Regions from separate parts of the Mus musculus genome. Here all the other regions are linked to region 4. Evidence: chromatin loops called from intact Hi-C (ENCODE). Cell type or tissue: gastrocnemius. All regions are shown on one strand. Region 1 overlaps Dars (aspartyl-tRNA synthetase). Region 2 overlaps Ubxn4 (UBX domain protein 4). Region 3 overlaps Map3k19 (mitogen-activated protein kinase kinase kinase 19). Region 4 has its middle 54 kb from the start of Gm23056.

Region 1 (8,000 bases), 460 kb after region 4:
AACAGAAATACAACTCTGCAGTTACCATTTTTCTTGTCCTACTATGTGTAGGGTAGGCATTGGACCTTAGGGATATCACAGTAGGAAAGAAGTAGTGTTCTTGAAATAATTTAGACAGCATGGTGGGAATGGGCGAACAAGGCAGACCTGCATTAGTGTCCTCATGTATAAGAAGTGTTTCAGGATTAAAAAGTTGGGTTTTTTAATGCTTCTCCAAATGGCTATTTTGTGTTTCCAACAGTGTTAGCTGATAATTATTGCAAATAAAAATTTTAATCCTCTAATGCTACTGTAACTTCTTTTTAAAGCATGAAACTGAAATGTTTTAAGTATGTTAATGCTAAACAAATTGATAATGCTTTTCTTGGTTCAGTCGCTGATAATTGTGTATTGCTTATAGTGACCTCTTGTGGAAGAAGCATTTAATGAACATTTTATTAACTAAAGCATTGAACATACAGGTTTCAGACTGAAATTCAAACTGTGAGTAAACAGTTCCCATGTGAGCCGTTCAAATTTTTGGAGCCAACTTTAAGACTGGAGTATTGCGAGGCTTTGGCAATGCTTAGAGAAGCTGGAGTTGAAATGGACGATGAGGAAGATCTAAGGTTGGTCTCTGATATTTTCTCTTTCAACTTTAATGCTTAGGTTTAATGTATTTCACCCAGCTGATAACTCTTAATACATTGGCATTTTGCATAATAATATTTTACATAATAAAAATTAAAATGTTATATTTAATCTGTTTGCCTATGCTTTAATAATTTTGTCTATAACTTTGCAGTTTTTCCCCTAGTTGTAACCCGTTGACAAATGTAGGAAGACAAACCTGATGGCACAGGACAGTAATCCCATGTACTCAGGAAGCAAGAGGTTTCCTAATTCAAAGCTTGCCTGGACTTCAGAGTAAGATCTGAGCCAGCCTGAGCAGCTTAGACCTTGCCTCAAAATGAATGAAAAGGAGATCTGGAAAGATGGCTCAGTGGATAAGAATACTTGCCGTTCTTGCAGAACACATGTAGATAAACAGTCACACACAACAAGCAAGTACATTATATAGAGAGATAGGTAGATAGTATATATTATAATAACATATATAATATATGAATTATATACATACATATATTGGGGGGCAGGGACTGGAGCTCAGCACTTAAGAGCTCTTGCTGCTCTTTTAGAGGATCCAGATTTGGCTTCCAGTACAGATGGCTTATAGCTATTGGTAGTTCCTCTTCCAGGGGATCCATGGCAGGACACCATGTATTCATGTACTACACATACATATACATACATACATGCAGGCAAAACAGTCATGTGTATAAAATAAAAGTAAATGAGTCTTTAAAAATATTTTATGACTAGGCATTGTGGTGCACACCTTTAATCCCAGCACTCAGGGGGCAGGGGCCTGGTCTATATAATGAAATCCGGGACAGCCAAGGTTATAAAAAGAAACCCTGTCTCAAATAACTATATATAGAGAGAGGGAGGGAGGGAACGAACAGCCTTAGAGGCATAGAACCTAATTTATCTTATGAAAATAGTAATATAGAACAAGAAAGAGAATGTGGAGAGTTTTCCCTGGTTTTTTGTTTGTTTTGCTTTTTTATTTTCAAGGTAGGGTCTCTCCCCTTCCTGTCCTGGAATTCATTCCTAGAACTCAGAAACTCAGAAATCCACTTGCCTCTGCCTTCCAAGTGCTGAGATTAAAGGTGTGCACCACTGTCTTAGTCAGGGTTTCTATTCCTGCACAAACATCATGACCAAGAAGCAAGTTGGGGAGGAAAGGGTTTATTCAGCTTACACTTTCCACATTGCTGTTAATCACCAAAGGAAGTCAGGACTGGAACTCAGGCAGGTCAGGAAGCAGGAGCTGATGCAGAGGCCATGGAGGGATATTACTTACTGGCTTGCTTCCCCTGGCTTGCTCAGCCTGCTCTCTCATAGAACCCAAGACTACCAGCCCAGAGATGGCACCACCCACAAGAGGACCTTCCCCCTTGCTCACTAATTGAGAAAATGCCTTATGGATCTTATGGCGGCATCTCCCCAACTGAAGCTCTTTTTTCTGTGATTACTCCAGCTGTGTCAAGTTGACACATAACCAGCCAGTACAACCACCATACCTGACTTTTGCTTGTGATTTTTGTTCATAATGTTACTTCACTTTAAAAATCACAATCACTTCTCAGCCTTTTGGCTAAGATCAAGTGCACTTTAAAAATCACCATGATAACAAGGGTAAGGAACATTCTAAATCACCCCATACAGTACTGGGCATAAAATACTAATGTCTATATGTTATCAATATTCCATATTTTGTTACCTAAACTGCTGTCAATATACATTTTATTCACAAGTTCCTGGTCAAAATAGTTAAATTATCATGACAGTACATAACGAGATATGTGGAAGCAGAAGGTGATTGATTTTTTTTTTAACCCAGAAAATGTACTTGATTCTAAGCCCATTATTTATTTGTTTAATTAAAGACTTGGGTGTATTGGTTGTCATATTACAAACCTTTGTGGAGTAATAGGAAAGACGACTATTTAATGGCAAGACCTTCTAATGTTAACCCACTAGATTTTATTTTATTTTATATAATTAGTAAAGTGTTTGCCTCCTGTTTCTGAATCAGCAGAATCCTAAACTCTGCCTGATTTTTTTTTTGTTTTGTTTTGGTTTTTCCGAGGCAGGGTTTCTCTGTGTAGCCCTGGCTGTCCTGTAACTCACTTTGTAGACCAGGCTGGCCTCGAACTCAGAAATCTGCCTGCCTCTGCCTCCCAAGTGCTGGGATTAAAGGCATGAGCCACCACGCCCAGCGTAACTCTGCCTGATTTTAAGTGTTGGGGCAGTGTTTATGTGCACCAAGTAGCACTTGTAGGTGGCTTCCTGAAATGCCTGTGCACGGTGCACAGATGACAAAAGTGCTGATTATCCTTTGAGAACCTTAAATAGCAAGGTGCCTTTCTCATTTGAACTAATATTTTAAGTTGTGACTTGGTGGGGACTGGAGAGATAGCTCAGTTGCTTAAGAGCTCTGACTGCCCATCCAGAAACAGTGAGTTTAGTTCTCTGCATTCACACCAGACTGCTTCACAGCTGCCTGTATAGCTCAGCTCTAGGGGATCCAACACACTTAGACAAATCTTAAAATTAAGACAGTTTCTGTTTCACCTTCAAATACTACTTTCATGTTTCTTTTTCAGTACACCAAATGAAAAACTGTTGGGTCGTTTGGTGAAGGAAAAGGTAGGATTAATACATGTGTTGGAATTTTTTTTTGTTTTTTAAATCTGAAATGTTCCTTAGGAAAAGGAATGTATTTTATCATCTCCCTACAGTGGTATGTCTCCAGAGCTAGTAAAGAAAACTATACTTTTTTGGCATTTTTGGGGGGGAGGGGGTGGAGGGGTTCAAGACAGGGTTTCTCTGTGTAGCCCTGGCTGTCCTGGAACTCACTCTGTAGACCTGTCTGGCCTCGAACTCAGAAATCCGCCTTCCTTTGCCTCCCGAGTGCTGGGATTGAAGGCGTGCACCACCACTGCCCAGCTTACTTTTGTTCTTAGAAAAATTTAAAAAATGTTTAGACAGATTCTAACCAACTATTTGAATTCATTGTGTGACATTTGTACAGCCACAATGAAGTCTCTCTAAAGGACACCAGATTATCAGATTAGTGGTGAAGGGTCTCTGAGCTATAAAGGTCTAACCTGTGCACTCTTGCCCTTATTTTCTAAATCTAAAACCAAAGGAGAGAAAAGCTTATCTCCATTGTGTTTTTTTAATGACAATAATTTAATGAAGTGTAGAAAGTCCTTGAGCTCCTCCTGCTGGTTGCACTTGAGATAGTGAAGCTTCCTGGAAGTGGGCTTTCTGTGAAGGCCTGTGTGTGTGTAGTGTTAGACAGGCCCTGAGCATGCTGTCTCAGCACTCCAGCACTCTGTCACGGTCTCTCCCTCTGCAGCTTTAACTAAAGGGTGTGGCATCAGGGAAGAGCTGAGATGCAATTGCTTTTTAACTAAGCCTATGAGGTAGTAAAAAATATCAAACACTTTAACAGTACTTACTTCAGTCGTTTCCATTTGAAGAATAATACCCAATTTTCTTTACATATCTAAACAGAAAACTAAATTATTAAGAAAGTAATCGGGGGTTTTATGTTAAATAATGATTAATATTAGAAATTTTCCACAAAGATAGATAGATAGATAGATAGATAGATAGATAGATGTATAGATGTATAGATGTATAGATGTATAGATGTATAGATCTAACACAGTTTCTTTCTTTTAATAGTATGATACAGACTTTTATGTTCTTGATAAATATCCATTGGCTGTAAGACCTTTCTATACCATGCCTGACCCAAGAAATCCGGTAAGTAATTTGACCTTAAGTATCTATTTGTGGGGAAGAAAGAGAACTCTCTAATAGCCCATTTGAATGTTGTAACAAATCAGTTTGATAACCTAAGTTTAATATCCTAGGTCATTTTTTCTAAGGACTTACTGGGATGGGGGCTATATATGCTAGCTAGTACTAGATCCTCAAGAGCTAAATGAGAGTCTCATTCTTTACTTTGAGTTGAGAATTCAATTCTCTAAATTTAACACTAAGGTGGTAAATTGTGGGGGGTTTCTTTTATTTTTTGTAATTTATTTAATTTTATATGCATTCGTATGAGGGAGTCAGGTCCTCTTACAGACTTACAGACAGTTGTGAGCTGATATGTGGGTGCTGGGAATAGAACCCGGGTCCTTTGGAAGAACAGCCAGTGCTCTTAACCATTGAGCCATTTCTCCAGACTATAAATTGTTTTCACTTGATAGATTTGAAGAAAATTAAAGCTTATATTTAGGAGTTAACACTCCAAATGTTTTAGAGCTTTTTGCTTTACAGTGGTTTTCTCAGCCCTTAATATTCATGAACCATCTGCAGGGCTTGGGGTTTGGTTTTGTTTTTTCACTTTTTTTTAATACAAGGTCTTACCATCTAGCATTAGTTGTCCTGGAATTTGCTATACAGACTAGGCTGGCCCGGAGCTTGGAGATCTGACAGCCTCTGCCTCCCAAGTATATACCATTGGCACAAAACTAGAGGGCTTTTTGAAATACAGATAGCTCAGTGCTAACCTTAGCATTTCTAATCATTGGTCTGGGGCAGCGATTAGGGGTTAGCATTTATAACAAGTTCCAGGTAATAATGAAGTGATCAGAATCTTTGTTTATTGGAAAGTTAAAACTGATAGTATCAAATGCCTGATAGGCAGCAAGTTAAACATAGGATTAATTCCGTTTCTTTTCCATTTATTTATTTATTTATTTATTTATTATCAGATATGTTAATTCAGTTTCAATTTAACTTTACTTAAACAAGTTTTATTAAATAGACTAAATATCTGTTGGTAACTTGCAACCAAAACAGACCAAAATTCGTATCTTTCTAAAAATAGTTTTCAGGCAATACTGTAAAGTAAACCAGCACCACTGCTTTAGATAAGGTGCTCTGATTATTGAGAGGTAACCTAAAGAGGACAGAAGTCTGAACAGAGAAAACAAACTAGCCTGCCCTTAGCAGTTCTGCCATCAGGAGGAAATTATGTAGAAGGTTATCATTAACTCAATCATCATTTCTTCCCACATGTTTATCCTGGGAAAAGGGTGATAACACAGTAGAATGGTAGTGGCTCATTCATTTTTTTTTCTCTAGAAACAGTCCAACTCTTACGATATGTTCATGAGAGGAGAAGAAATATTGTCTGGAGCACAAAGAATCCATGATCCTCAGTTGCTTACAGAGAGAGCTTTACACCATGGAATTGGTAAGTAATTTAAAATATTTAAACAGTGTATATTATAAAAATAACACATTGTGAACATTTTAAAGATGTCTCATAATAAGTCTCCTCCCTTCTTCATTTTAATAGTAGCTTTTTTTAATTCTAAGATGATAAGTTATGTTTTCTTTTTTAGATTTGGAGAAAATCAAAGCTTACATTGATTCCTTCCGCTTTGGAGCTCCTCCTCATGCTGGTGGTGGCATTGGTAATACTGCTATTGCTTATAAATAATTATGTAAACTCAAGTGAAAAACAAATTTAAAGACTATAAAAGGAACCTGGAAAGATTGCTTAGTGGTTAAGAGCACTTGCTGCTCTTGCAGAGGATGTGGGTTCAGTTTCCAACACCCACATAACAATACAACCATTTATAATTCTAGTTTTAGGGGACCTAATGCCACCTCTGGCCTCAGCAGGCTTCTTACATATGTAGCAGTGCAAATAATCTCACATATATTCACACACATATGTAAGTTAAAAATAAATAAAATTTAAAGGCCAAGAACAATGGTTTTTTCCCCACTGATTAGAACAGAATTGATAGATACATGTTAAAGAATAAAGTTAAATCCTTACCTCACCTCATATAGAAATAATAACCTCAAATGGATCCAAGACCTAAATGAGAAACCTAACGCTATAGAGCTCTTAGAAGAAATCAGAGCAAAAGCATCGGAACATTGGATTTGGCCGTGGTTTCTTAGATACAGCACCTATGGCACACACAAAAATGCACACATGGCCAAATTGAACTAGGGAGAATTTTAAAATTTGTGTATCAAAAAATAGTTACCTGCCTAGCATGTAGAAGGCTAGGTTTGACTCCCAGTACTTGAAATGGGGGGAAAGGCATTTAGACTATATAGCTTGTCTGTGTAGTCCCTAGATTTGATTCTCAGCACAATTTTGAGGGCAGGGGGCAAGCAGGGAAAGAAAGTAAAAGGATGCTTGAGAGCTGGCTGAAGTTGAGAGTATTTGCTGATCTCCCAGACTACTGGAGTTGAGTTCCTAGCACCTACATCAGGGTGCTCACAATCACCTAAAACCTCAGATCCAAGAGACCTAATGCCTCCTGAACACATCTGCATGCACAGACATGTAATTATATAAATAAATAGTTTTCTCCAGTTAAAATATGAGTAAAAGGCAGCTTACATAATGGGAACAAATATTTATAGTTCATATATTTGATGAGAGGTAAATATCCACAATAAATAAAAAGTTCAAAATGGGCAAAGGACCTGAACAGCCATCTCTCCATGCTGGTTGGTGAGTGCATGAGCAGATGCTCAGCAGCGCCAGTCCTCAGTGAGGTCCGCTGCACATGGCTGGGGTGACTGCTAGCTTAAGCTGTATTAACAGTCACCAGGACAAATGCCCAGGGCAGAAAACAGCATTGTAGTTCCTCAACAAGATAAAGATTCATTCACCATAGGATCCAACAGTCTGCCTCTATGTATATACCCTAAAGAAAGAATTGCCATATGACCTAGCTAGCAGTCTAAATCTGTGTATGTGCCCAAAAGAATTAGAAATGGGGCTGGTGAGATGGCTCAGTGGGTAAGAGCACCCGACTGCTCTTCCGAAGGTCAGGAGTTCAAATCCCAGCAACCACATGGTGGCTCACAACCATCCGTAACGAGATCTGACTCCCTCTTCTGGAGTGTCTGAAGACAGCTACAGTGTACTTACATATAATAAATGAATAAATCTTAAAAAAAAAAAAAAAAAAAAAAAAGAATTAGAAATGGCACATCAAAGAAATCTTATGTATACATCTTCATAGTGGTATTTTTGAAGGTGGCTGAGACGTGAATACAGCCAAGTATCCATCATGAGTAGATGGGCTAACAGAATGTGGTACTGGTTAAGGATCCCTGTCTGACATGTTCAGGACCAGAGTATTTCAAATTTTGTATTTTCTTGAGGTTTGGAATAAATTCATAGACTTTACCATTGAATCCTTGAGTGTCGCATCCCAGAATTCCAGATTTTAGAACAGTTTCGGTTTCTGGAATAAGTTGGGGTGTGTGTGTGTGTGTGTGTGTGTGTGTGTGTGTGTGTGTGTGTGTGTGGCCAGTCTTTTTTTTTCTTTTTTTTTTTTTTTTTTGATTTTTTTCGAGACAAGGTTTCTCTGTGTAGCCCTGGCTGTCCT
Region 2 (8,000 bases), 550 kb after region 4:
AAAGCGAGTATGTGGTTTGGTGGGGCACAGTGAGATGGCTCAGAGGTAAAAGCACTATGGTATGAGTTCAATACCAGAAACCCAAAATAGTATTCCTGAAAGCTGTCTTCCAATTCTACACAAGCATCATGGTATGCACGTACACATTATAAAAACAAATTAAAAAACCAAACAACAGGCTGGTGAGATGGCTCAGCCAGTAAGAGCACTGACTGCTCTTCCAAAGGTCCTGAGTTCAAATCCCAGCAACCACATGATGGCTCACAACCATCTATAATGAGATCTGATGCCCTCTTCTGATGGGTCTGAAAGCAGCTACATACATTGTACTTATGTATAATAATAAATAAATCTTTAAAAACAAACCAAGCAAACAACACAGCAGTGCAGGGGACCCATGCCAACACCACAGCCACGAGCTTGCTTGTTCTGTGTATGTTTGGGGTGTACACTATGCAGCCTCCGGACCGCAGGAGCCAGCAGGACTTTCTCAGAGCAGGCTGGTGGCTAACAGTGCTAGAGCCTGAGCCTCCATTGTCTTTTCCTAGATGCTGGGCCCACTGCCAGCCCTGTGAAGTCAGAGGTGCCCTTCCTGGGGCTGATGCTGGGCACGGCAGAAGCACAGACGGCTCTGTATGTCCTCTTCGCTCTTGTGCTGCTTGGAGTTTGCAGCGTGGCATTTCTGTTATACAAATACTGCAAGCGCTCCAAGCAAGGGACAACACAGCCAGGCCACCACGGTCTGAGTCAAATTTCTTCCTTCTGACAAGTCACCACCTCAAGTTGCAGAGAAGCCTGGCTGGCCACCATACTAGCACCAGACTCCTGCCTGCAGTGAGCGGCTTCCTCATGGCTTTATGCACCGCTGGAGGTAATTTCCATCTTGAAGCGTCTCAAGTTTCCAATTGAAATGAAAACATCTTTGGCGCTGGGAATTTTTCTGCGGACTCTGAGAAGCCTGCAAGGCACCCCCATGGAAATGCAGAGGCTGAACTGCCTCGTGGTTCTCTGTCCTCATTTCAGGGTTTGATGGTAGACTCAAGAGCACGGACTTCCTTTAGTAAGAACCAGTCTTGCCCCCTCTTGCAGTTCTTTCCATAAACCTATGTAGAATAAAATGGAAAATAGAGACCTGTGTCGTGTCCTGCTGTGGCCGCTCTTGACAAGTAAGTTCAATGGGATTGCATGATGCTAGACGAAGCATTTCCGAACGCAGACCATGGCTGCTTGCTTACATTCCTTGGGGCCTTTGTTCTATGTCCCTTGCCAACTTTTATGGCACTCCCGGCTCTCCTGAAATCAGACAACTGACACCAGGCCAGAGCCGTGGCTTGAAGGCCCAAGAGACTTGAGCCTGGCCTGTGGAGCTCGTTCCCTCCCTCTTCTGTCTGTCTGTCTGTCTGTCTGTCTGTCTGTGGTGGTGCTCGTGTACAGTGGATCCCTGACCATCCTGTGCTCCCTCCCTCCCTTCCCTTTGTCAATGCTTTCTTCAGCTTGTGAAGCCTTTCTGAAAACACCACCCAGCCAAGCTCAGGTAGCACACTCCTGACCACTTCCCCTTTACAGCCTGGCTACATTTTCCTGCAATCTTCTTTCTTTCTGCTGTATTTGGGGCCAATGACCTTGCCTGTCTTTGGCCAGAACATTTTGGAAACAAAAATGGATGCTCCTTTGTTTATCCATTTACAAAACACACCACCACACCAATGGGAGAAGACAACGTATGGCCTTTAGCAACTGTCTTGTATACACAAACAATCACAGTGGAAAACATTTGAAATCTCCTTTGTTCCGAACCATTCTCAGATAGCTAGGAAATTGCTGTTATTATTATCTAGTGAATTAATTGTTGTTTAAGATTTCTCTGTATAACATATCTAGCTGTCCTAGAACTCTGAGAGCTCTCGGCCTCTGCCTCTGAGTGCTGGGATTAAAGGCCTGCACCAACACAGCCCAGCCAGGATATTATTTTTAAAATAAAAAGCAAACCAGCTATGGTGATACACACACACATCTTCAATCCTAGAACTTAGGAGGCAGAGGCAGAGGCAGGAGGATCTCTGTGAGTTTGAGGCCAGTCTGGTCTACATAGCAACCTCCAGGACAGCCAGGGCTACATATAGAAACCCTGTGTCAACTAAATAACCAACTAAATAAAAATGAAAAGCAAGTCTAGCCATGTGAAGTGGAAGGTTCTGGATATGTCATGTGATACTGTCTCACGTGGCATTTTGCTGAGGCAAGACCCTTGGGAGGACACATGATGTTTGAATGGTGTGCTTGCATAGCTAGCCTTGCAGTGGTCTTTGTCTTCACTGAGAGAGCATGGCAGAGAATTTCTGGCGTCCTGGCTGGTTCTGGTTGCTCTGCTGCCTCGTGCTGATTTGGCAGAGGCCTGGCGGTTTCTGCTGGAGCGTGCCACTGATGCAGATCATGCTTGGTATCCTGACACTACTGAACTGGACTGCTGGTGTCCTGACAAAGAGATCGGAACTGCCAAAGGAACCACTAAACAGGTCCACACTCCCTTGTCCTTTTTACCATCTTTTCTCCTCTACCTTTGATGTGGGCTAGAAGCAGGGGTTGGGGGTGGGGTAGTATTGAAGGGATTTGAATCCTTATTAAAAGTAAGTGTGGGGGCCGGAGAGATGGCTCAGTGGTTAAGAGCACTGACTGCTCTTCCGGAGGTCCTGGGTTCAATTCCCAGTAACCACATGGTGGCTCATCTATAATGGGATCTGATGCCCTCTTCTGGCACAAAAGTGTACATGCAGACAGAGCACTCATGTACATAAAATAAAAATAGGTTTTAAGGACTAGAGAGATGGCTCAGCCATTTACAAGCACTGACCCAGAGATCCTGAGTTCAATTCCTAGCAACCGCATGGTGGCTCACAACCATCTGTAATCAGATCCAGTACCTTCTTCTGGGGTGTCTGAAGACAGCTACAGTGTACTCACATATAAAATAAATGTTTAAAAAAAGAAAAAGGAGGTTTTTAAAAATATCTAAGCCTATAGCCATGATAGTATGTGCCTGTCTTTAATCCTAGTACTCAGGAGGTAGTGGTAGGAGGCTTTTCAGTTTGAGGCCAGCTTGGATCACACATCATGAGACCCTGCTAGGGGATGGGGCAGGGGGCAGTAGAGGCCAGGGACATAGTGGTGGCAAAAATACTTGCTTATCAGATTCAAAGACTCAAAGGTTCAATTCCTAGCCCCTTCACCCCTAGTTTTTGGCTAATTTTAAAAGATTATTATGTGGCTAGAGAGATGGCTCAGCAATTAAGAGCAACTGCTACTCTTCTAGATAGAGTACCTGAGTGTTCATTCCCAGTCTCCATATGGCTGTTCATAACTGTTGCTAACTCCAGTTTCAGGGGATCCAATGCCCTCTTCTGGCTTCCCTGGAAACCAGGCACTCATGTGACACAGAGACATACACGTTGGAAAAATACCCATTCATATAAAAAAAAATTAAAAACAAGTAAGAGTGATTCTGTTTGAAAGTTTGTTTTTCATAAGTATTTCTTTTTTTTTTTTTTAAAGATTTTTTATTTATTATTATAGTAAGTACACTGTAGCTATCTTCAGACACACCAGAAGAGGGAGTCAGATCTTGTTACAGATGGTTGTGAGCCACCATGTGGTTGCTGGGATTTGAACTCTGGACCTTCGGAAGAGCAGTCGGGTGCTCTTACCCACTGAGCCATCTCACCAGCCCCCTCATAAGTATTTCTAACCTAAAGTATATCCACAGAAATTTCTATTCAGGAAGCTGAAGACATGGCTCAGTAGTTAGGAGCAACTGCTCTCCAAGAAGACTTGGGGTTGATTCTTAGCATCCATACAGCAGCTAATAACTATCTATAACTATAGTTCTGGGGAATCCAATGCCCTCTTGTGGCTTCTGTGGGCACTGCATGCATGTGATACACATACATACATATAGGTAAAACACTTATACATGCATATTATTTAAAAAAAAAAACTTTATCCAAAAGTTTATCCAAAAACTTTATCCAAAGGTTCGATGGCTAGCTCGGCAGTCAGGAACCTTTTGTGAACACACCTTCTTTTTCTGTTGATAGGAAAAGGCTGCCAAAGGGTTCGGGTTTTGAATCTTTTGAAAAGGGCATGATTAGTTACCCAGGACTGACTGACACTGGACCTCCATGTAGCTCAAGTTAGCCTTGAACTTAGGGTTATCCTACTGTCTCTGCTTGAGAACTTAGGGGCTACATACATGTACTACCATAGGTCAAATGTGGGTGCTTCTAAATCCGAAATGCGGAGGACATTTCTTGGGCAGAAAGATTCATGACCAAGTGTTATTAATTGGAGCTAGAGAGATGGCTCAGCAGTTAAGAACATTTGCTAGTCTCACAGAGGTCCCAGGTTCAGTTCCTACCATCAATAATTAATGGCCTGTAACTATCCCTAACTCCAGTTCCAAAGGATATGGCACCCTCCACTGGCCTCTGCAAGCATCAGGTAGCAAATAGTATGTTTACATACATTCAAGCAAAATATCAATACACATGAAGTAAGAACATTTTTTTTTTTGTTTTTGTTTTTTTAGACAGGGTTTCTCTGTATAGCCCTGGCTGTCCTGGAACTCACTTGCTAGACCAGGCTGGCCTCGAACTCAGAAATCCGCCTGCCTCTGCCTCCCAAGTGCTGGGATTAAAGGCGTGCGCCACGATTCCCAGCAAGAACATTTTTTAAGAAGTAAACTATATTAGAATTTAATATAGGTCTAGAGTTCTAGGACATGTGAGGCTACTCAGAAAATCCCCATTTCAATTGCCCCCTCCCCAAAACAAGAATGTTAGGAGATAAAAAGTTAGGTTTTGAAATGGGAAAGACATCTGTGACTCTTTACCTAGAAATCTAGTGACTCAAAACCTGGAGGCCAAAAAGAAACACACTAATAACGCTGACCTTGTTAAAAACAAAACAAAAGAGCTCGTGAGCCTGCTCCGGGCTCTCAAGCCTGACCACCTGAATTTGTTCCCAGGACACATATGGAGCAAGAACTGATTTCCACAAACTGTCCTCTGACCTCCGTGCTCACGCCTGTTCCTCTCCCTCCTTCCCTCTTCCTTTTCTCCCTAACCATAACGAAAAACAATTTCTAGGAGGCTGGAAAAATGGCCTAGTACTTAAGAGTGCTTTGCCGCTCTTGCAGGATCTGAGTTTAGTTCAGTTTCCAGCCTGTACTCTCAGCTCCGGGGTTCTTTCTAACACTCTTCTTGTTTCTATGTGCACCCCACATATGCATATTGAAAGAAATCTTTAAAAATAAAAAGGAAAGATTAAAGGACAAAATTGTCACAGCATGCAAGTAAAGAGTTGATTTTCTTATGAGCACAAGAGTTTGTACAAATCAGTAGGAAAAATACAAAAGTAAAACTGGTCCAGCGCTCGGGAGGCAGAGGCAGGCGGGTCTCTGAGTTCGAGGTCAGCCTGGTCTACAGAGTGAGTTCCAGGACAGCCAGGGCTACACAGAGAAACCCTGTCTGGAAAAACCAAAAAAGGGCAGGAGAGATGGCTCATCAGTTAAGAGCACTGACTGTTCTTATAAAGGTCCTGAGTTCAAATCCCAGCAACCACATGGTGGCTCACAACCATCTGACGCCCTCTACTGCTGTGTTTGAAGACAGCTACAGTGTACTCACATATAAAAAATAAATCTTAAAAAAAAAATAGTAAAACTGGAAGACAGTTTCAAAGTCAGTTGGCATGACCAGGAGTATTGACAGCTGTCTCAGTCGTACTGCAAGCCTTTAACCCAGCACTCAGCAGACAGAGACAGGCACGCTGTGCGTTCAAAGCCAGCCTGGATGATACAATGAGTCTGTAGTGAGAATAAAACAGAGCAAAACAACAACAACAAAACAAAAACAAAAAACCCAAAACCCAACCAATCCAAAGTTCATGTTCATTCAAGATGAACAGTGCATATACAGTCCTCAGAAGCACATTTACAATGTGGACAGAGATGAAGGAGAGCAGATGGCAGAGAGCAGAGCGGTGGGGTCCAGGCTCACCCTGAGGGAGGAGTGTCTTAATTCATGCAACTTTTAAAAGAGCTAATTTGGCCATCTTTCCTAATCCAAACCTCAAATATCCTCTAGAGTTAACAAACCATGTCCCATGGGTCCACTTTCAGTCAGAATACCTCTCCCCTCCAGGATGCTCATGTCTGTGACTGAGAAACCAAACAAGCAATTTTGCTTTGGTTTTGAGATAGGGTCTCACTGTGTAGTCTGAGTCAGCCTGGAACTATGTAGACCAGGCTGGCCTCAAACAGAGATCCTATTGCCTCTGTCTCTTGTGCCACCACACCTGGGCTAACCACATAATTTTGATTAATCACAGAATATAATCAATCAGTTGTGTGCTTATGTCCATCGAACTGATACAGACAGTAAGAATGAGAGCTAGTTGTGTATAGGCAGGTCGAGGTCTTTGAGACTGTAAGGAAAGAGCAAAATGCAGGGTAGTACATACAATATGATCCCATTTATTTAAAAATAAAGATTACATATTTGATTATATGCATAAAATTTTTCTAAAAATGACATTAGAAATTATGACTAGAGGTTACCTCTGGGTAGTGGCAGTGGGGTAGGACGCTGGGACAGAGACACCCTTTTCTTACATTCTGGGGTTTTTTTCAACCATGTGTACTTTTTTCTTTCTTTTGGCTTTTTGGAGACAGGGTTTCTCTGAATAGCCCTGGCTGTCCTGGAACTCACTTTGTAGACCAGGCTGGCCTCGAACTCAGAAATCCACCTGCCTCTGCTTCCCTAGTGCTGGGATTAAAGGCATGCGCCACCACGCCCAGCTCCATGTGTACTTTTAAAAGAGATAACGTTGAAGAGTGATCCTGTTACTCACACATGAACTATGGACATTTTAAGACTTGTATTTGATTTTCTTCAAGACAAATTGACTTGAGGTAATTAATGTTTTTCCAGGATTCATACCATTAACAAGTATTTCTTAAAACTCATATATTGCCTCGTTATTGCAGAGACAGATCTCACTCTGCCTAGGCTGGACTTGAGCCTGGACCTGAGGATAACCTTGAGCTTTGAGAGCCCTGCCCCATCTCCCAAGTACTGTACAGGAACAAGATGCCACGCCCAGCTTGCTGTGTTTTTAGATGACTGGATCTTAGATGAGATGGTTCCTACAAAGTTTTAAAAGCTTGCATTTTTGTTGTTGTTGTTGACCTTGTAGCCCTGGCCTGAACTTGCTATGTAGACCAGCCTGGCCCTTAAACTCCTGCACCTGATTCCTAAGCGCTGGGATTTTACGTGTGAGCCACCATGCCTGGCAAACAACTTCTTTAAATAGTGTTAACAAATGTGATCAATGCAGAAGACTGCAAGAGAACTCCAAGGACATACATCATTAGCGTGTTCTTCTCTTTACATATACATTAGCACGCTGCCCTCTACACACACAATTTACAAAGCTCAACTCATCCTGTGCCTACAGCTATGCTTCCTGCCTTCTTTCCACCAACATAGCAGACATTCAATAAACATGTGCTGGATTAGTATGTTCCATTTCTCAACAGGAATTACATCCACAGAAGGCATTTTGTTGTTTTCAGTTTTTAAGTTAACTAATATTAGGACTATTCATAGCTAAACTTCTGCAATGAGGATCATTACTTAGAAAAAGCTATTGTGTCAAAATATGAAATATTTAAAGTTCCTAGGCATGTTTTCAGGAAGGTTCTGTTACTCCAGCACTTTAGCTGCCCCCTGCTTCCCGCCAGCACCACAGCTCACACGCAACACGCGTGTTACTCCGCAGGGGAGAGGAGTTCTTCCTGTCTGACACAGGCAGGGTCAGGTTGACTTTCCATTTTAAAACCAGAAGTACAGCAAAACATACCCCACGGTTCAAACATCACAACTTTCAGGAATAATGGGGGTGAAGTGTCTCCTCTCTACCCTAGTCCTACAGTACTGGACTTT
Region 3 (8,000 bases), 1.0 Mb after region 4:
CCAACACGTTCTCTGGTCTGAGACCTGCAGATCTGGAGGATACTGGGAATGTACCATCAGTTTTCTGTAACTGGCAAAACACTTAAGAGAGTGTACAGAGAGGAATTTGGTTTGGTTTCAGAGGTTCGTTCCACAGTTGCTTTGGTTTTGTGGTGTAAGACAGCTGCACATCATGGTGGAGAGCAGGCTGGGGAGGAGGCTGCTTCCTTCAGGGTGGTCATGAAGAGAACACAGTGACAAGTGCCGGAACCCCCTCCAAGACATTCTCCCAGCCATTAGGTACCACCTCCTCCGACATCGTCATATGCAAGGGACCAAACTTTGATCACAGAGAGACCCCCTGAGATCTGAACTATACCAGCAAATGAGTTTTCCCCATCTCTCTCCTTTCAGTCAGGTGACTTCAGAGCATCAGGAACGGGAACAAGTGCATCCTGTCTCTCCACCAGATGACGCGGAGATGGTGGGCCTCACGGGGAGGATGCTAACCACACAGCCTTCACTTCTGAAGACAGACGGAAGTTCTGAGGAGCTCTGTGGTGTGGACGTGGCTCTCTCACCACCCAGACCTTGCTTAGACTCAAGCCTTGCTGCATCTGCAGCTGGGGAGGTGGCTCCTTGTGTTCTGAAAGAACAGCAAAGGCAATCTGATGGTGAGTCAAGCTCTTGCTTATGCGTGTACGTTTAGAGTATCCATACAGGTACATAATGTATGACAGCATATGCCCCCTCATCCTTCCATGCTCTCCCTCTCCTCACCCCTTCTTCCTGTTAGTTCCCTGTCCCTAAACAATCTTACTTCTCTGTTCAGGCCGTATTTACTCATATGATTTTATGTATCTCTATAAAAATATGGAAACCACAATTAAGAGGGAACATATTAAATTGAGCATTTAATTCTACAGTGGAGCTGGAGAGATAACTCAGTGAAGTGCTTGCAAGCACACGGATCTGAGTTAAATTCCCCAAGCCCATGTTTTTTTTTGTTGTTGTTGTTTGTTTTTTTGTTTTTTTAAAAAAAGTCAGATATGATGACATGCGCTTGTCACCGAAGCCCAGGGGAGGCTGAGTCAGAGGATCCCTGGGGCTCAATGGCCGGAAGCCTCGCCAACTTGACAGATTCCAGGCTAGGGAGAGGTCTTGTTTCAAACGAGGACAGTGGTGCCCAAATGGTTGTGTCCTCTGACTGCTACAGGCACATGATGGAATGAAGATGCCTTCGCCTCTGCACATATGTGCCCGTGTGCATGCATACACACACCACACACACACACACACACACACACACACACGACTAACAATAGGCTTAATAATGACAATACTGAAGGCAATGGGAGCAAATGGCTGGAAAGGAAATGCATTTTGTATGTGTTTCAGGGAAGAGTATTTCATGAACTAAAAATAAATAAGCTAGTGTAGGAGCCGGGCATGTGGCTCAGCTGATCAAGTTTTACCTAGCATCCACGAAGCTCTGGGTTTGCTTCCCATACTAAGCTGGGCAGGACACACACCTGTAATTGTAACACTCAGGGGGTGGAGGCAGGGGGATTGTAAGTTTAAGGGTATCCGTGGCTACCTAGGGAATTCAAGGTACTAACTACATGTAGGCTGCTCTATGAGACCAGCTCTCAAAAACAAATGAACAAACCTATAACACCCCTTCTGGTAGCTTTAGGCTAAGGTTTTCTGAAATCACTTCACAGCACTATGTATACCACACAGGGAGAATATACTCTGAAACACTTTCCCGCATATCTCCTGCTCCATCTATGAACTCTTCAGCCTACTACTAATAACACCCAGTTCTTGTTTCTTTTGTTATAGAGTTTCCTACCTCTGACATAAGCTACAGTAGCCGAAGAACTGGGGTAAGATCAGTTCCAGCATGTTTGACTTCATTAAACAACAATAAGGGTGGTGGTGGTGCACACTCTAATTTCCAGCACTCTCGAAGCAGAGGCAGACAGATCTCTATGAGTTCGAGACCAGCCTGGTCTATAGAGCTAGTTCCAGGACAGCCATGGCTACACAGAGAAACTCTGTCTCAAAGAAAGAAATAACAAAATCCATAAATCTCAACAACAATGACAAGCTCCCACAAACTTCTCAGTCAAATCTTCAGCAATAATATTGTGGAGAAAATTTAAAAAAGGATGACTACTTTATGGAGAAGCTAAGTATTCATGGGAAAACCATTCCATGTCCTGTGAGGTGCTTCTCTGGGCCATCTCCTGCTCCTGGGTAGTGGGGTGAACAGGTCTCTTCATTTTCTGTCTTCGTTTTTCCTTCATTTTGTCTCTGTTTCTTAATGCGTTTAAGTTTGGGGGACAGGGTCTCACTATGTCACCTAGACTGGCCTTGAACTCACAGAGATCCCCCTGCCTCTGCCTCTCTAGTTCTAGGATTAAGGGTGTGGATTGCTGCTCTACTCACCTCATACCTTTGTCCAAATCCCATGTTACTCTTTGCCGTTCACACCCCACCCTGATGGGGGAGAGTTTTCCTGCTCCTATAAAGCGTTACAGGTAAAGATCCTGGGAAGATACTTGTTACTTGTCAGTTTTCTCAGCTCTCTTGGCCTTCAGTGTCCTAGGAGACATACAAACATCGGTGCATACCTGTGTGTTGGTGCATACCTGTGTGTCAGCACATGTGTGACACCTGTGCACACCTGTGCATCTGCAGTGAGTGACACCTGTGCACTTGTTTCCCAGGCACTGTCCACCTTGCTTTTTGAGACAGGGTCTCTCACTGGCCCGTTACACTAGGCAAGCCAGCTAGCAGACTCCAGGAATCTGTTTTACATCCTCAATACTGGGATTCCAAACTTGTTCCACCACAGCTAGCTTTTTAAATGTGGGCTTTGGGGCTAAACTCAGGTGTTTGTACTTGCAAGGCAAGCAGTCTACTGACTGAGCTGCCTCTTCATTCCTTATTTCCTTTTTTTTTTTTTTTTTTTTTTGAGACAGAGTTTTTCTGTGTAGTCCTCCTGGAACTCACTCTGTAGACCAGGCTGGCCTCAAACTCAGAAATCCGCCTGCCTCTGCCTCCCAAGTGCTGGGATTAAAGGCGTGCGCCACCATGCCCGGCTTATTTCCTATTTTTGAGAAATGGGAAAAAATTCAGACAATAACATTGAGAGAGAAGTATCCTCTAACACTTGAATTTCTAGTATCTGGGGTTTTTGGTTTTTTTTTCTTTCCTGCTTGCACCTAGTTGGCAAGTGAAAATTGAAGTCATAGCTCTCAGTCACTATGCATAATCCATGTCTATAAATAATCCCATATAATTAGGTACAGAGTTTGTGTACATAAGAAAAGGCCACAAAGGAACAAAACCAAAACTAAAAAAACCACTTAAGGACTTTATAGCTTAAGGGCCACAAAGTTGAACGCTATAGTTTGCATTGCACTGCCCTCTAGAGGTTGGTAATAATTAAGAGTAGCTGACTTTGAACTAGAGGGCAAGGAGATTTAACAGTTAGTTATTAAGGAGTTTGGAGAGATGGCTTAGCGCTTAAGAGCACTTGCTACCCTTGAGGACCTGGGTTCAGTTTTTAGTACACATAGGGTAGCTCACAACCATCTGTAACTCCAGTGCCAGGAGATACAACAGACACCTTGGTACACATATATACATGCAGGCAAAACACCCATACGCCATCCACATTAAATAAATCTTTTTTTAAGCTATTGAGGCTTTTCTTGTTTTTCGTTTGTTTGTTTGTTTGTTTGTTTTGAGATTGGCACACAGCTCAGACTGGCCGCAAGCTTGCTGTTGTACCTGAGTATGACCTTGAACTCCTGATCCTTTGACTTCTACCTCCAGAGTCCTTGGATCATAGGCATGCATGCACCATCACAGCCAGTTTGTGGATTTCTGGGGGACTGAATCAAGTGGTTTCTGCATTCTAGGTGAACAGTAGCAACTGTGCGCCTACAAAGCCCTTAGCATTGCTAAGTTTTCAAATTTAAAGCTGTTCCCACCTAAATGACTCAGCAAAACAATGAGTTCATCGGTCCTGGAAGAACCCTTAAGCTACATATAACAACAAGCTTAAAGTGTTCTCAAGAGGGCTTTAACATTTTCATCAGTCCCGTGGAAACTAAAAAGAAAAGAGAGATAAAATACTTCCCATTTTAAAATTTAACATTTAAGCTGGGCATGGTGGCCCACACTTTAATACCATTGCTTGGAATGAAGGAGTAAGTGGATCTCCAAGTTCGAGGTCAGCCTGGTCTACAGAGTGAGTTCTAAGGCAACCAGGACAAACAAAAACCAGCTAGACAGCCAGACAGAAACCCTGCCTTAAAACAAAATAAACAAAAAAGCAAGCAAACAAACTAAATAAATAAACAACCCCACATAACTAATAAGTATAACCATGAGTCTTGACATGTAAATTTTAGCCTTTTTATTTTTTGAACATTTGATAAGTATGGGTGTTTTGTCTGCATGTATGTCTGTGCATCGTGTGCATACAGTGCCCATGGAAGCCAGAAGAGGGTGTCAGATCCCCTGGGACAATTACACACTGTGAGCCATGATGTAGATGCCACCCTAGAAGAGTAACCAGCACTCAGTTAACTTTAGCTTTAAAAAAAGATTTACTTTATTATTCCTAGTTATGTGTATATATGTATGTCTGAGTTTATATGTGCATGCAAATGCCTAAGGACCCCAGAGGTATCAGGTCCCCTGGAGCTGGATTTATAGGTAGCTATGACCCACCCAACATGGGTGCTGGAAACCAAAACTAAGTTCTCTGCAAGAGAAATCTATACTCTTAACATCTGATCTAACACTATAGCACCTAATTATCTTTTAAAGAGTCACTTAATCTTGATTCTGGAAAAGTACGGAGAATGATATTTTAGTTATTTTGTGTTGTTTTTTTCTCCCTATTTTGGGGGCTGGGGATCCAACCTAGGGCTTCATGTATGCTAAGCATACATATACTATACCACTGAGCCAAATAGCTTTGAGATTTTTTAAATATATTTTTAAGTGTGTGTGTGTGTGTATCTGCCTGTCTGTTGTCTGTCTGCCTCTCTTTCTCTCTCTCTCTGTCTGTCTCTGTCTGTCTGTCTGTCTGTCTGTCTGTCTGTCTGTCTGTCTCTCTCTCTCTCTCTCTCTCTCTCTGTGTGTGTGTGTGTGTGTGTATGTGTCTATGTGCATGTAGAAATCACAGGACAACTTGGCAGAGTTAGCTCTCTCCTTCCACCATGTGAGTCCCAGGAATCAAATTTAGGTCATCAGGCTTGGTAGCAGGAGCCTTTACCCACCAAGCTATCTTTCTGGTCCTGATCAGGGTTTTATTTTATGTATGTATGTATGTATGTATGTATGTATGTATGTATGTATGTATGTATACATGTATGTATGCATGCATGCATGTATTGGCAAGTACTCCAGTGCAGGCTGTATGGCCTATGACCTTACACCTCTGACCCTCTGCCCTCTACCTCCAGCCCTGGGGTTACAGATGTATGAATACAATACTGGGGATGAAACCAGGGATTTGTGCACACCAGGCAGCACTCTACTATCTGAGGTCCATCTCCAGTTCCACATTTTGGCTTTAAAAGTTGGGATCTTTTTGGGCTGGAGAGATGGCTCAGCAGTTAAGAGCACTGGCTTCTCTTCCTGAGGTCTTGACTTCAAATCCCAGCAACCACATGGGCTCACAATCATCTGTAGTGAGATCTGATGCCCTCTTCTGGTGTGTCTGAAGACAGCAACAGTGTACTTATATATATTAAATAAATAAATATTTGGACCAGAGCAAATGGAGCAGAGAAGGGGAAAAAATTGTGATCTTTGTGTCCTGTTGACATATTGATGTAGCTGGACTTAGCTGAGTGGTAGAGCACTTGCCAGGTATGCACAGGCCCTGGATTTGATCTCTGCCTTAGTTAGGGTTTCTATTCCTATGAAAAGACACCGTGACAATGGCAACTCTCATAAAGGAAAATATTTCTTGGAGTTGGCTTACAGAAGTTTAGTACGCGACCATCACAGTGGGAAGCATGGCAGCGTACACATAGACGTGGTGTGGGAGAAGGAGCTGAGAGGTCTACATTTTGATCTGAAGGCAGAAGGAGGAGACTGGGCAGCTTGAGCATTTGAGACTTCAAAGCCCGCCCCCAGGCCACACCTCCTAACAGTGCCACTCCCTATGGTCCAAGTGGTCAAACATATGTGTGTATGGGGGCCATTCTATTTAAACAGCAGCAATCACCAACTCTTTAAAAACACACACACACCAAAAAACCAGTGATATTTAGGACAGCTTTATATTTAAAGGATTTCCATACGTGAATATTAGAACTTTTTGACTTAAGCCAAGCAATGGTGATGCAATTCTTTAATCCCAGCACTTGAAAGATTTTTGAGTTTGGGACCAGCCTGGTCTACATAGCAAGTTCCAGGACAGCCAGGATTACATAGAGTAAACCTGTCTCAAAAAAAAAAAAGGCATTTACTTTGATATTTTTCTTCATTCATTGTTTTCTTTCTCTTTTAGCTTCCTCTGCCACCACTATCATGCTTGCCCATGAGATCTTGTATCTTCAATATGGAAAAAAGCCCCAAGTCCCCAAGGCACAGGGAAAGAAAGGTCCCCAGCCTCAGCCTGTCTGTGCCTAAGCTCCTGGAACCTCTTAGCCGACCTCTTAGCCAATCTGCAGAGTTTAGTTCATCAAAGAACCATCAAGAAGTCACGCAGGAAGGACCAGTGGAACACACCCTCAGGGGTTCTAACTGTACCCTCTGGTCCAGAAACATGTGTTCTTTCCGGAAGAGCGGAAAACAGGGAGTAGCGGAGAGTTGGCCATCCCAGGAAATGGAAGGGTGGGACAAAACTAAAACCTCTGGCTTCAAAGAAGGGCCATCTTTGTTCTCTTGTGAGAGTGTCAAAGAAGACACTACTCCTACAGAGAGGGAAAGGGATAGTGGGTACCATGTTAGTGAGATGCAAAGAGGGGGAGAGGACTCCCAATATCTTTCATCAAGAAAAAAAGAGAGTTGGACAGCCAGAGTGGTTGAGCGAGATTCAGGGGTTGAGCACCCCATTCTCTGCAAGCTCCTGGAAGTCTCAAATTCAGAAATGACCCCAGCAGAGGAGAAAGAGATCGGAAATGAGAACGTTCCTGATGCCAAAAGCAATTCTGTACACAAATCTGGAGCAATGGAGCCACATGCAGCGTCAGAAGAGGTTAGTGTTCCTAAGAATGGTCCCAGTGTGAACTCTGACGGCCCTGCTGAAGAGCTGGAAGGTCATAGAGACATAGAACAGAACAGAAAAATACCAATGGAGGAAGAAACAAATCCCGAAATGAATGGGGTGGTGCCGCTTACTCACATCGCATTCCCTGGAGAAGGGACATCCAAGGGACCCGCTAGAGCCGAACCACACCTCCAAAGGAGAAAGCGCCCGGCGCAGAACAGCAACAGCTTCAACCTGCTTGCTCACCGAGAACACGACAAACTCCAGACAAATACTCATAGAACCAAGTTGGATTCAAGGACCAAGGCCAGGAACAGAGCACCCCCTAATCTCATGGTTTCCATCCAAGCATCCATTAAGCCCAACATGCATAAAAACAGCATAAAAACTCAAGTTTTCCCTGCTTTGGAACTTATAGACCACAGACCTCATCCCTCCTCCAAGTTTCAAAGGAGAGCACCTCTGACAGAAAAGAAGTCAACGCATCAGACCCAGAAACCTAAAAAGCAAGCATTTCCTCGAATCGGTAAACATGCAGGCATAAAAAAGCCAGGCATTCCCCTCTCCGCTGAAACAACAGATCCGAGACTGCACTTCCTGGATTTGAAGTACAGTGACATGTTCAAAGAAATCAACTCAGCCTCCAACGGACCAGGCATCTATGAGATGTTTGGAACCCCTGTTTATTGTCACATTCGCGAGGCAGAAAGGCACGACCACAGATGTTACCGTGAGATACGTACGGCTCCATCAGGCCGATGTGTCGTTAATA
Region 4 (8,000 bases):
GTAGCCATAAAAGAAAAATACAAAGAGCCTAGGAGAAACTAATAACCCAGGTTATAGTGTTGGTTCCCCACGTTTGACAGGCGAACATAATACGTCTGAGCATCTTTCACACTGCCTCTAGAAACAACCATAGAATTGTGGTATGTAGTTTTACTTTAGAAAATTTGACTTCAGAAGTATGGAACTGAAACCTTGACGCAGAGAACCTTTAAAGAGCATGGGCAGAATCATCTTGCACACCCGTCCAGAAGGCTGAAAGAGAAGTAGAGTTTACTTAGTTGACTTGATGGTTTAATGAGGTCACCAAACACCTTTCCTGATCTGCCTCTTCCTTCATCCTCATAGTTGGCTTCATCTTTGTCCTGATTGCAAGGCAAGTGCCATATCCAACATGATAGAGTCCAGAGGGCACAGAAAGATCATCTTGTCCCTATGTGCAGAAGAAGCAATTGTGCCCAGAAACTCCCAGAGGCCAACCACACTTATATAGGTAGCTTGCTTCATTGAAATCTGCCACGGGCCTGGGGAAGAAGATGATTCTACAAGCCACTGACTCCTGCATCCAACCAGCATTGGCATTGCAAATTAGTCAATAATAGCACTCTTATCGGAAGGAACACTGTGCACTGAGGCTGAGAAGATGACTCAGCTCGTAAAGCTCTCGCTACTGAGGCACAGAGACCTAAATTCGGTCTCTGGAACCTACATCTAAAAGCCTGGTATAGAGATATGTGCTTGTCATACCAGAGCTGCGGAGGTAGAGACGGGCAGCTCCCTGAGGCCTGCTGGCCATCCAGCCTGGCCAAATCGGGCAAGCCTCAGGCCATCAAGAAACACTGTTCCAGAAAACAAGGTGGATGACACTTGAGAAGGAAAGTAACTTGAAATGCACACACACACACACACACACACACACACACACACACACACACACTCGCTCTTTTCACAGTGTCTTGGCTAATACCCTTGACCAAACGCCTCATCAAATTGGACCAGAGGTAAAAAAAATATCTTGGCTATTCCTGGACTGCAAGCCCCCATATCTCTCTGGTGCTGGGATTACAGGATTACTAGGGACAGAATCCAGGACTTCATTCAGGAAGGTGAGAGGATCAGGATTTCAAGGTCACCCTCAGCCACACAGCAAGGTTGAGGCTCGGCCTGGGTTAAATGAGATGCTGAGAAAACAAACTACACCACCTCTTCTTGCTGCTCACGTCACACGGTGTCACGATTTCCCATGAAGTGACATCCTGACTACATAGGATGTAGGCTGGGAGTCCAGCTGAATAGCAACATTCAGAGGGCGTAGCATGAGTCAATTCACAGAGATGTCTTCCTGGGAGGGTTAAAAGAATCCTTCATCGTGGAGAGATATCCCAAAATGTCACTTCTCAGCTAGTGCCCAGAGGCATGCAAACGTCTCTGATGGCCGGTTTCTTGATGACAGCACACATCAGCTTCCTAAACATAAGCAGTGCCAGCCATACATAAACCCACCATCAGCATCTACGGACCCTGGCCAAGGAAGCTTTCCCAGCCATGTTTCTCCTGAAGACCCCCAGGGAAAGAACTTTGATGGGGATGGAATCTGTTCACAAGGGTGAAGCTCACATTCTTCCACTTCCTGTAATGACCTCAGGATGCCTTTAAGTTATATTTTTTTAATGTGGGCTGAGAAGATGGCTCAGTGGATACAGAGCCTGCATCCCATGCATGAGGACCTGAAGTCAGTTCCTAGAATCCATGTAAAACACCAGTTCAGCAATATGTACCTGTAATCCCAACACTGGGAAGGTGGAGATAGACAGATCCCTGGGGTTCTGTAGCCAGCCAGACAGACAACCTGACAAAATTCCAGGCCAATGAGAGGTCTGTCTCACTAAAAAGTGAAAGATGCCTAAGGATCTGTAACACCCAGGGTTGTCCTCTGACCGTCCCCACAAAATGTGTACTACCCCTCACGCAAATATAGAAAATAATTCTTTTGAAAGCGTGCTGTCATGATATATTAGGCAAGCCCTGTCTGGGCATTCAAATAGAAACATTGACAATATAACAGGCTACAAAATCATACAACTACTGGCATTGGATTTTCATATTTTAGCTGAAAGTATGTAGTGTGCAGATTATTTAAATGTTGGAATTATCTGGATTGGATTAGTTGTAAAAGAAAGAATGTGGACCACTGCAGTTTGATCGATTCCATCTGGGGTACCTGGGCATCTGCATGAGACCCATTCCTATAGCGGTCTCCCAGGAGTCACTGGCCCAGGGCAAACTGGGACCAGTAGTAGATCCCTGCAGGCTGTCTGTGAAGAGAAAAATACACACTCTGCTTTAAGAGAGGTGGAGGCAGACATGGGTTCCCTCTGGGTACCAACAACTGTCTGGACATGTTTCTTCTGTGGGGAGAAGCCAGCATTCAGAAATAGTTCTATTTTCTCTCCAGCCTCCCCTCCTTCCCCACCTCCCTCCTCTCCACTTCCTTAGGGACTACTCAGAACATCTAAAGAGGACTTCAAAGCTTGTGTGCAAACAATGCAGCCTTGACCACAGGTGCCTTCCTCATCATCACCAAAGAGCGATTTTGAGAGACTCCCCAGAGGAGAAGCTTCTAATGGTTTAAGCGCCAGTCTGCCCACCACGCTTCCCATGGCAGACTCAGACTGTAGTCTACGGAGCACACTCCTTCTCTGTTCTCTGCTGCAGTAGGTCTCCCCCAGATACTAGCAAAGTCTCTAGGTATTATGTCCTCCCAACACATGCAAGTGAACAGCTAGAGTGGACCCCATGGACAACCAAGGATGTCTGGGCACAAACTGGCGAAGTTAACCTTGCGGACTAACTATTGGGATCATCTCCAGCTGGCACTGGCATCATCGGTCAGCTTTAGACAAAGACAAAGCCGGGCAGCACTGAAGTGTCATTTGATCCTACGGACCAGCCCTCATTTTCACCACAGTTGAGGTCGGATGAAGTGCTGCCATGAAACTGAGCCCAGGGCAGGTCTAGCCACAAGAGATGACAGCTCTTTATCACACGAGGGACCCATGCCAACAGCCGTGCAACATCTGTGCATCAATTAGCAGCAAAGACATCCCTCCTGGGGTGAGGGAACAACAGAACGTTAGAATTGTTCTTCCTCTTTCCATCTGTGCTTCCTGAGGCCCACAGAGCCACAAAGAGGACACCCCACAGATGGTTTGGGGTGCCACAATTACTGTTCTTTCTACAATAGTCTAACTCGCTCAACTTCAAAGAAAGTAACCCCTGCTGGTTAATGACAGCTAAGCCGAGGAAGCAAACAGCAAAGGAGAGATAGCTCTGGAGAGACAGTTCTGGTTTTGTTAGCTGTTGGCCACTAGGATTTAGTGAGACTCTTCCATTCCAATAATGAGCCATTTGTGGAAGCCTTCACGGAGCTTGCCTGTGTTGTCCCCCCCCCCACAGCCCCGAAACCTCCACCCCAACCCACCCCCACACAAACACATAAAGAAGATCTACTTCAACAGAGGATGGCCCTCCACATCAGATGTTCCCCTCTGGAGCAAGCAGGGTCTCAGACCACAGACTGTAGTGGGTTTGCCTCGACACCAGAGGGCGCCCTGTGGTCATGTTTCCCTCTAGGTTACGTGACTTCTGAGTTTGACAAAAACCAAGAGCCAAGCGCCAAGCACAGAGGGATTGCTTGTTTTGTTTTCTTTTGCTTTGTTTTGCTTTGCTTTGCTTAAATAGTCCTCTTGGGATAACATCAGACTCTCATCCTACACAATTATTTTGCTTTGAACAATGTCCTTTGACCCATGCTGTTGGGAACCCTAACAGAGAAACGCTTTTCTACGCACATCGCTCTTTCGTTATGACAGTTGTTTGTTTGCTAACTGCTTGTTTCAGAATGACGACTCAGATCGCCTCAACTGCAGGCTGCAGGGGAGAAAAGTTTCTCACCAGCCCGTCAGGGCTCACAGGACTAACAGGACTGACCTAGGCGTGGCTTTCCCACCCCGACCCTCTCACCCTCATCCCCCACCCGCATCCTCCCACCCCACATCCCATCGGCTCTTTAGCGTGTGTACTTTCGTCACCCACCTTCTTCCAACAAAGGCCTAACCAGTTCTGATGCTCTACGTTACTGAGAAAGTCTGTCCTCACTCCTGGAGTGGCTAGATTTGGTCATTCCTATAGCCAGAAGCTTCATTTGCAAGCAGAGTGGCTAAGGCAGACAGACCCATGAACTTGAATTTTGTTTTTGTATAATGCTGTGGTCCATCAAAATAAACGAAGGGTCCCTCTGGGGCCCTGACCAGCTCTTTCTTCTTTGACTTTTCTCAAGTCACACACCACACTTGTGCTTTTGCTTCAGGCAGAGTCTCATGGGGCTCAGGCTGGCCTCCAGCTCACTGTGCAGCACACAGTGATCTTTCTTGCGTTTTACATTTTTCCTGCGCATGGGGTTCTGGGCATGTGTGTGCTACAGTACATGTGTGGAGGTCAAAGAACAACTGGCATGCATTAGTTCACACCTTTCACCATGTGAGCAAGCCCTGGCAACCAAGGAGTCAGGTTTGGCAACAGATGCTCAAGGATGACCTTGACCACGTAAATCCTCCTGCCTCTACTTCCAAGTGCTGAAATTGCAAGCGTGCACCACCGCACACGGGTAACCAATTTCTGGGATGGAACACGGCATTTCAGTTACAAGCTAGGTGATGACTCTGATTAACCCACATCCCCGGCCCACACCACCACCTTTTTGACAGTTACTTTCCTACACAGCCCTTGACATTTTGCACTAAGCCTTTCTAGTGCACTGTCTCTCTAGAATCTAATAACCTGGTCAGCATTTCTCTCATCCACCCATTCAAAGCTGATAGTCTATTCTGTTTCCCCGTGTCTGGCATGTCCCTTCATTTTAGATATACTTTTACTATTTATAATTGATTACTCCTTTATCATATTGTACCAGAATGAGTACCCAGAGGAGAGGGCTACCTAGAGCATGGCGGCTGGGAACTGTCCTGAAATCTTTGCATCTCCGAAGCTTCACGGGGCCCCTGACACAGAGCGAGCGTTTCATAAATGTTTGTGAGTTTGGACTACTTGCACCCATTTGACACAGATAAGGTAATTGAGGCACACAAAGGGGCTAAGTAATGCCGTATCCACTGTTCGAGGGAACTGACAAGTACCTGCAGGACAGATCAATAAACAGAGGGAAAATGTTCCTACTCTGGAGCAGACATCCTGATAAACACAGCAGAGAGGTGAACCCACCAAAGAGCAGGATGCGATCCAGAAGCCCCGATTCTCACCGTGACCACTGGGTCCTACACACCTCTGGCCCTAGCACAGTGGTCCTCAACCTTCCTAATGCTATGACCCTTGAATACAGTTCCTCATGTTGTGGTGACCCCAAGCCAAAACATCGTGGTTTGCTACCTCATAACTGTAAGTTTACTATGGCTGTGAATCATAACGTAAGTACCTGGTACATGACCTATGTGGGAGGTCACAACCTACACTCTGAGAGCACTGTCAATATATGCCCTCACCCACTTCCTTAGTGGGAAAATGTCACCTCCATATTTGCAAAGTCATTACACACACACACACACACACACACCTCAACATGATGTGAGAAACACAGAAGTGAGAAACCATCACGTTACATGTACAAATGGAATGAAGGGCAGCACTGAGTGAAGCCATTTCCTAGGCCGAGTCTGAAGGAGCAGAAGGTAGGGAACAAGAGGACGAGGAATGACAATCAATAACAGCCCAGAGACTACAACGTGAGCTGGTCAAGTGCTAGCCTTGCCTGGTGTTCAAACCCTAGAAGCCATGAAAAAGAGCCAGGTGAGGCAGCACATGCTTACAACCCCCCAAGCTGGGGAACAGAGACAGGTGGATTTGGGGGATCACGGGCCAGTTGACATCACCTACTTGGCTAATTCCTGAACAATAAGAGACTGACTCAGGAAGAGAAAAATGAGACAGTGGACAGCCAATGACAAACAGCAGCCAAGGTTGTTCTGTGTCTTTACATCACACACAACATGTACACATGCACGTGTGTGCTCATGCACGCACACACACATATGCATGCATGCATATGCACACAAACATGAATTCATGCATGCATGTGCCCATGTACACACACACACACACACACTGATACTGCACACACTTATAAAATACATCATACAAATATACACAGATATATACTGTACATACACCCATATGTGCATCATTCTCACACACATACAAATATATATGCACACACACACAAATATGCACCTTGCACACACACAAACACATGCACTGTACATACATAAACACACATACAGATACACTGTACATGCATGTAAATGCACAGACTATGTACACACATACAAAATACATCATTCTGACACACACACAAACACATACCTTACAGGCACACACCTTACACACATACATACATACATACATACATACATACATACATACATACATACATATAAACAGGCACAAATTACATAGGAGAAATAAAGGAGCAAGCATAACATATGTGTTCTCAGAGAATAGTATCAGGAAGCAGGAAGACAGCTTTTCCCACGGCCTGTGCCTGTTTAACAAAGGAGGTTTGTGCTTGAGAAGGAGGCAGGGCTGTCCCCTTCCCACCCAGTGTCTCATTTCCTCTCTGAACTCCACCCCCACCTCCCTTCTCTTGTTGCTGAAGCCCTTACATAAATGGGGTCTTAACCCATAATATCATGCCTTCCCACAGCAGTCTGAGCGTGTACTCCACAGTGAAAATGCTAATTGCACACAGAGATGTGTCTGTCTCCTTTACCCACTACAAGACTGGAAGGTCCAGGAGCGAGGCTCTGAATTTTGCTTGTTCAGTGCTGAATTTCCCCAAACTAGCATATAGTAAGTGATCAATAAAACACCCAATGGACTGTTAAATGAAGATCAGCAAAGTTTGGGCAACAGGGGGACAGAAGAGATGGCTCAGCAGTTAAGAGCGCTTGCTGCCGTTCGTTCCAGAAGACCTCAGTTTGGTTCCCAGAGGTCCAGATCGGGCAGCTCAGCTGCCTGGAGCTCCAGGCCCAGAAGATCTGACACCTTTTCTAGCCTCCTTAGGCATACACACACACACACACACACACACACACACACACACTAAAAGTTCTTTTAAAATAATATTGGGACCCTGGGTATCTACGATAGCAGGGAAATCCTCCCAGGTCCTAGTTGCTGTGGCTGCCTCAATTCAGCCTACATTCAAATTAAGTGGCAAGCGCAGCCACGGTGGCAAATTGGTACCTCGGTTTGTGCAAATCGGAGTGGGAAAGAATGTCCTGTTTCCCTGGGAAACACACAGCCCGTGAGTTTGAGCTGCTGACCCTGCCTGCCTCTGGAACATAACATCCCATCCCCTCCCTGTTTCCTCTCCGTGGAAACTGAAGATGCTTTTCCTTCAATGGAGCCTGCTCTGATGAGCACTGCTCTCCCTTCCGGGACTCAGGCACCTTGCTCCCCTCCAATGCGTGCACAGTCTGTGCACAGTCAGTCCCAAGGCCCTGTCAGGGCTCTGCTGTGGTTATATCTGTCTGTCTCAAGAGGAGAGGCAACTGGATCTCAGAAAGGACAATGGTAATGGTCACATAGCCCAAAACCACAAGGAGAAGCCCCTCATTGTGACATTAGTCAATGCTCGAATGCTTCTATACAATCAGAAATCTTGCTAAATGTTTAAGCGTCAGATTCCATTCATTTCTCCCTACCCTCCAACCCCCCAATCATCACTAATTCCTAGGCATATGACAACTCCAAGTTATGACAGGACCTGTGGAGTTACTGAGCAGCTCAATGTCCTTAGCTTAATTCCAAGTCAGTTCTTCTGTAAATCTCACCCGCAGCCTGCATGCTCTCTACCCAGCTACTAACTGGGCTTGCTTTCCTTTTCTGAGTCTCACTTATTCAGTGATGAACTCCTTCATCGGTCAGGC

What was found. A loop is a pair of places that touch in the nucleus more often than their neighbours do. Peaks named below come from ENCODE experiments on the same cell type or tissue, not always from the same donor. Only the 100,000 strongest peaks of a DNase experiment are listed, where the experiment ranks them.
Region 1: it touches region 4 in a loop (9-fold over the local background); 35 of 42 quality-filtered maps call a loop at or near these places.
Region 2: it touches region 4 in a loop (2.7-fold over the local background); 18 of 42 quality-filtered maps call a loop at or near these places.
Region 3: it touches region 4 in a loop (5-fold over the local background); 6 of 42 quality-filtered maps call a loop at or near these places.

Annotation. Positions count from the first base shown.
Region 1 is chr1:128,364,748-128,372,747 of GRCm38, reverse strand. Dars (aspartyl-tRNA synthetase) reads left to right here. Exons shown (of 16, transcript NM_177445.5): 11 at 462-608; 12 at 3,213-3,255; 13 at 4,303-4,383; 14 at 5,716-5,827; 15 at 5,979-6,050. Among named protein-coding and RNA genes, the nearest start is that of Mcm6, 9.0 kb to the right of the region's middle. In gastrocnemius, CTCF peaks have their summits at 403 (motif pointing left) and 3,836 (motif pointing left); a DNase peak (open chromatin) is centred at 3,851.
Region 2 is chr1:128,277,885-128,285,884 of GRCm38, reverse strand. It overlaps Ubxn4 (UBX domain protein 4), which reads right to left. Exons shown (of 13, transcript NM_026390.3): 13 at 6,507-8,000. Lct (lactase) reads left to right here. Exons shown (of 17, transcript NM_001081078.2): 17 at 549-1,129. The coding sequence ends at 766. Among named protein-coding and RNA genes, the nearest start is that of Gm41949, 37 kb to the right of the region's middle. In gastrocnemius, CTCF peaks have their summits at 2,756 (motif pointing left) and 3,921 (motif pointing left); a DNase peak (open chromatin) is centred at 555.
Region 3 is chr1:127,822,924-127,830,923 of GRCm38, reverse strand. Map3k19 (mitogen-activated protein kinase kinase kinase 19) reads left to right here. Exons shown (of 14, transcript NM_011737.2): 9 at 394-653; 10 at 1,825-1,868; 11 at 6,527-8,000. Among named protein-coding and RNA genes, the nearest start is that of Map3k19, 28 kb to the left of the region's middle. In gastrocnemius, a CTCF peak has its summit at 3,411 (motif pointing left); a DNase peak (open chromatin) is centred at 7,397.
Region 4 is chr1:128,828,386-128,836,385 of GRCm38, reverse strand. No RefSeq gene overlaps it. Among named protein-coding and RNA genes, the nearest start is that of Gm23056, 54 kb to the left of the region's middle. In gastrocnemius, a CTCF peak has its summit at 3,600 (motif pointing right); DNase peaks (open chromatin) are centred at 2,975, 3,606 and 4,551; H3K4me3 peaks cover 727 bases; H3K27ac peaks cover 394 bases.